2 separate regions of the Homo sapiens genome follow, and region 2 is linked to region 1. A link is an interaction called in ENCODE POLR2A ChIA-PET data of the cell type or tissue named here. Cell type or tissue: HepG2. All regions are shown on one strand. Links, peaks and the distances in the headings refer to the core of each region. The heading gives the core; the rest is flanking DNA.

What was found. Peaks named below come from ENCODE experiments on the same cell type or tissue, not always from the same donor. Only the 100,000 strongest peaks of a DNase experiment are listed, where the experiment ranks them.
Region 2: POLR2A ChIA-PET joins it to region 1 with 7 read pairs; 7 of 35 experiments call an interaction of 5 or more read pairs at or near these places.

The regions. Positions count from the first base shown.
Region 1 is chr3:16,250,902-16,253,817 of GRCh38, reverse strand. It overlaps LOC124906218 (a long non-coding RNA gene), which reads right to left and starts at 2,632. Exons shown (of 2, transcript XR_007095838.1): 1 at 1-2,632. In HepG2, for the core only: no CTCF peak of the experiment used is centred there; a DNase peak (open chromatin) is centred at 1,427.
Region 2 is chr3:16,332,053-16,334,968 of GRCh38, reverse strand. The region is part of intron 7 of RFTN1 (raftlin, lipid raft linker 1); the gene reads left to right. It also overlaps a transcript of OXNAD1 not described here. Among named protein-coding and RNA genes, the nearest start is that of OXNAD1, 68 kb to the right of the region's middle. In HepG2, for the core only: no CTCF peak of the experiment used is centred there; a DNase peak (open chromatin) is centred at 1,788.

The DNA of each region.
Region 1 (2,916 bases), core at 266-2,765:
CTTAATGCTGTGGGTGACTTCTAGGGGAAGCTGGCACCCGTCTCCACAGAGTTGCATAACCACTTGGCCCAGAACAAGGCAAGCTAGCAGATTGCAACATGCATAAGCACCCACTGTTCCTGGGATCCTGCTCCAGCCTTCAGAGCCTAAAAAAACATGTCTGCTGCTTTACTTCTGGCTTCCATATCTTGCAGAAAAATTCTCTTGTGGTCAGTGCTAACCCAGGACCACCAGAGAAGGGAATACTGGGAAATGTAGGCCCAGTTTAGCTAAATTGTAACATACATCACTGGGGAAGTCAAGGCAGGAGTGGGACATTATTGGTCTTCAATGAGTAAAGGGATCATAGCATCGCATTGTTTAGATCACACTATGAAGTTGGTATCATAATCCTCATAGTAACTGAAACTAAGTCTTTGCCAATGTATCAATCAGGAGTTGTTACACTACAAGCCACCCCAAAACTTAAAACAAAAGTCATTTATTCTTGTTTAAGTGTCTGTTGGTCAGCTGGGGGTTGGCTGATCTTGGTTGGGTTTGGCTGAGTGGCTCTAAACTGCAGATTAAGTCTGGGTCCAGTCTTACGTTTCTCTTCCTTCTTGGGCCAGTGAACCAGCTGGAACAGGTGCAGGTGCCAAGTCCCACTGCACATGCACATTTGAAGTCATGGCTTGCATCCGATCTGCCAGTGTTTCATTGGCCAGAATGATCACATGGCTGAGCTAAAGTCAAGGGCAGGGAAATACAATTCTTCCATGGAGGTGGTGGAGGGAAGGAGTGAAGAATTTTGAAAAGTAATTTAATCTATCACAGTCATTAAATGACTGGCTTGGCATTTCAATACAAATACTTTTGACTCCAAATGCCATTGTCTTTCTTTTATGGTAGTGTTTGAATAATTGAAAAACTTTCCAAGGCATAAGATGGAAGCAGTTGAAACTTTCAAACAAATTAGTTATTCTCATCTTTCTGGCCAGACATGAGACAACAGTCCCATGGGATTAATTTTTGCTACATTTGCATTTTGAGGTGAGTGAGGCATTGGCTGTGGTTTCTGTATTCAAAACCAGGCTTCACCTTCAGCAACATAACTCTGATAATAACGAGTTAATATTCCAAAGTCTGCCATAAACATCCTCTTGAAGGTATTTATTAACTCTAATTATGGAGAGAAATGGAGCCATATACTCATAAGATGTCATTAAAAATGAGCTAGAATGCCCACGGGAACGTAGACTACTCACCTTACTGTGTCTGTTTCCTGGTTGCTAGAACTTTGGGATGATTCATTTTGAGTGTTTTTTTTTTTTTGCAGCGAGTTCCCTGATACATTTCAGTGGTGCCCAACAGTTTGTTATGCAGACTGTTTCAAATCAGGACAGCAGCTCTCACTTCAAGTCTGATATGATCCGCGTGACCATAGCTGAAACCTTGAACTTTGGACCTTAAACAAAGTCTGCCATATATAGCTTACATATTCCTAGCAGAATGTGGCCTATCAGTGACTTGTCCATCTGGCTTGGCTAAGCTCTCTCCATACCACGCTGAGTTAGAGGGGGAAAAAGTCAGTGAAGTTAGCCATGAAGGAGAACTTTCTGCTTGGAAAAGTGTTAAGATGGTTAGTACTACTCACTTCAAAATGGATAAACGGTGTCGTGCAATCAATAAATATGCTCCAAGCATTTTTTATTTATGAGAACTGGGGCCTAATCTCTGTGCAAGGGAGGGTTTAAAAACTAGAATTATGTTACAGAGAATCTGTAAGGACAGGACAGAAATGTTTCTCACCAATAAGTGACCCCAATGTATGTTTTGGCAGTTAAACGATTGGAAGCTTTGTCCTCTTTGCCAAACATGCACCTTCCTCATCATCAATTTAAAAAACTATCCTGTGGACATAAAGAGGCAGAAGGAATGCCTGACCCCAGCCAGATGGTTCCTGTTTTTCCTGCACACACACGTGTTCCTGCCCCATCTGTGGACTCAGTGGGTCACTGCCCTGGGCAAAGAGGCCAAAGATGATACTGATCACCTCTCTAGGTCTTGGCTTCTCAACTGTAAAATGGGGTGGCGGTAGGAGGAATGAAGGAATGACTTCTAAGGTTCCTCTCAGCTCTGTTCTGATGTGACTTTGAGAAAGCAGGTGACTATTTCTATACTTGGATGAAGCTGTCCTGGTTTGTCTGAAGGGGCAAACTCGAGAGGACTGCTGCCCTTCTGGGCTGGGGGATGGGGAGGAGGAAGAGGAGGAGCAGAGCGAGCAGCAGCAGTCCTAGGATGGTGGTGAATAGACAGCGCCAGGGCCTCTGGGGGAGCTAGAGTCATGGGACTCTGGTGCTGGCAGGCCCAAGCCCACGCCAGCTTGCAGGAGGGCAGTGCAGCCAGAAACCCTCTGCGATCATGTGTTCCCCTTCCCAAGGGGCAGCCTACTTCATGTGAGTGCCGGGCAGCTGACATTTGCAGGATCTTCACCCCAAGGTCTGAAGCAAACAGCCAGTCAGTTACTGGCCTCAGTGACATCTCAAGATGTGCCTAGCAGGGCTTTTGTGCTGTTCAGCATGGTAGCCACTAGCTATGTGTGGCTTTCTAAATGTAAATTTATTTATTTATGTATTTATTTATTTACTTATTTTGAGACAAGGTCTTTCTCTGTCACCGAGGCCGGACTGCAGTGGTGCAGTCATAGCTCACTGCAGCCTCCAGCTCCTGCGGTCAGCCTCCCAAGTAGCTGGAACTATAGGCACGTGCTACCATGTCCAGCCAATTTTTTATATTTTATAGAGACAGGGTCTTGCCATGTTGCCCAGGCTGGTCTCAAACCTCTGGCCTCAAGCAATCCTCCTGCCTCAGCCTCCCAAAGTGCTGGGCCTCCGGCACACTTATAGGTGTGAGCCTCCGTGCTCAGCCCTGAATTTA
Region 2 (2,916 bases), core at 272-2,771, 81 kb before region 1:
CCTTGGCTCGTGGCCCCTTCCCTGCATCACTCCAGCCTCTGCTGCTGCCATCACATCTCTTCCTCTGACTCTGGCCTTCCTGCCTGTCCTTATAAGGACCCCTGTGATTATACTGGGCACACCTGGATAATCCTGGATAAACTCTCCATCTCAAGATCCTTAGCTTAATCATATCTGCCACATCCCTTTACCATGCGAAGGGAACATTTTCACAGGCTCCTGGGATTAGGCTGTAGACATCTTTGGGGCCATTATTCTGTCTACCACAGGCTGTTTCATTTAGTTGCCTCCTGGACATTTCCATAGGTTCCTCAAACTCAGGGTGTCTAGAATAGAATTCATTCCCTCTCATTGTCCCTCTTCATCCTGTATGCCCCGGCTCAACACATGAGCAGCCATTGCCCAGTTCTCTGAGCTGTTGTCTGGGTGAAACATAATGTTAAATACAAATCCAGCACTGATGGGCACTTGAGTAGTTTCCAGTGTCTTGCTACTGCAGACCGCTCTCCAGTGAATAACTCTGTGCATTTCTCATTTTTTAATACGTAGGTTAAATTCCCAGAAGTGAGATTGTTGGGTCAAAGGGAAAATGTGTTTGTAATTTTGAAAGATACTGTCAAACTGTTCTCCAGGAGGGTTGAATCAATGAGCCCTTCCACTAGCAATGTACAAGAACGCATGCTTCCCCACGGCCTTGGCAACAAAGCGGGCTGCCTAACTTTTGGGTTTTTACCAGTTCAATAGGTGAAAAAATAGTATCTCAGGGTATTTTTTGTTGTTGTTTTTTGTTTTTGTTTTTGTTTTGAGACAGAGTCTTGCTCTGTCGCCCAGGCTGGAGTGCAGTGGCACGATCTCGGCTCACTGCAGCTTCTGCCTCCTAGGTTCAAGCCATTCTCCTGCCTCAGCCTCCCAAGTAGCTGGGACTACAGGCACCCGCCACCATGCCCGGCTAATTTTTTAAATTTTTAGTAGAGACGGGGTTTCACCGTGTTAGCCCGGATGGTCTCGATCTCCTGACCTCGTGCTCTACCCGCGTCGGCCTCCCAAAGTGCTGGGATTACAGGCGTGAGCCACCACGCCCGGCTGGTAGTTTTAATTTGCATTTTTCTTATGAGATTCTGCATTTCTCTCATGCACTTAGTGGGTGTTTGAATCTTCTGTGATCTCTCTTCATATCTTTGGCCCTTTTAAAATTTGGATTATTGGATTTTTTCTTTTCAATTTTTACAAGCCCTTTTTTTTCTGTAATATGAGCTGCAAACATTTTTCCATTTTGTCATTTGTCTTTTATATCATATGAGTTTTTATGTAATCAAATTTGTCATTTTTATTTTTTGGTTTCTGGATTCTAAGTTATTTAGAAAGGCCTTCCAGTGTTCACTTTAAACATTAAAATAATAACATTTTATTAAATGAGGGGGATTGGACACAGGCATCTATTTCTTTTCTGAAAAATCCTCATGAAATGAAACTAAAGGAATGACATAATTAGATAGATACAGGCAATTCTCATATTCTCAGATTCTGTATTTGCAAATTCATCTGCTTACTAAAATTTATTGTAATCCCAAAATCAATACAAATGGCATTTTGTGGCCATTTGCAAACATGTGCAGAACAGCAAAAATTTTGAGTTGCCTAATGTGCACTTTTCTAGCTAAGGTCAAACAAGGTAATATTGTGCCTGGTTTCAATGTTCATACTAAAAGCAAGTGTCCTTTTTGTGGTACACATAGTGCCACATTTTTCACATTTTTGTGCTTTTTGTTGGTGATTTAGCTGTTAAAAATAGCCCCTATGCATAGTGCTGAAGTACTGTTGCCTAGTGTTCCTAAGTGCAGGAATGCTATGATGTGCTTTACAAAGCAAATACCAGTGAGCTTTGTTCAGGCATGAGTTATAGTGCTGTTGGCTGCAAGTTCAATGTTCATGAATCAACACTATCTATTAAACAAGGTTATATATTGATCAGTTTGCAAAACTGTTGCGACCAGATGCTTCCAAGACCCTAACCCTATATTTCTCTTATGGGCAATGGTTCAATAGTCACTAATGCACTGTTCACAATGACTTTACAGAACATAGCTACCAAGAATAATGAGGTTCAATTGTAGGTAGGTAGGTAGGTAGATAAATCGATGCCCACAAGAACAAAAAGATTAGAAGAAGATAAAGTAGAAGATGAGTGATTTCAACAAATTTTTAGATAGATGGAAAGTAGATAGAGGAATCTAACTAATTTAGCAAAATGAAGGAAGCTACAACCTGGACGAGAAGGGTGCCATTTGTTTCTTGCAGAACCCAAGAAAAGCTTTGGTTTTCAAAGCATAAATCACCATGGGATGGGAGGTTGGGGGATGTGAACTGCAGAGCAGAAAACCAGGGTACTGGTTTAAAATCCTAACGTGGCGTGGTAAGATCCCTAGTTCCCCATCTCTGTCACATGCAACCTGGGAACCGTGGAGATAATGTAGGTATCAGAAGAAACCATTTAAAGAGATAAAATAAATGTATCCATGAAGCAAAAACAAGATGCTGTAAAAAAAAAAAAGAAGCAATCAAAAGATAAGAAAGGGCTTTTGAATCTTAAAAATAGGGCAGCAGAAAATTTAAAAAACATAAAAGTTGGAAGACAAAATGAAGGAAATCTCTCAGAAAGCAAAATTAAAAGAGTAAGAAAACTGTGGGGGAAGGTAATAAAATTAAAACATTTATCACACATTTTGATTAATAGCAGGTCCAGAAAAAAAGAAGATAGAAAAGGGAGGGGAGAAAACTTATCAAAGGGGGGAAAAATACATTTTTCAGAACTGAAGGACAAGAATCTTCAGATTGCAAGGCCATCAGGTGAACAATCCTTTGAGTAAAAAAGACCCACACCAAAGCACATTGTCATGAAATTCCGGAACTTCTAGG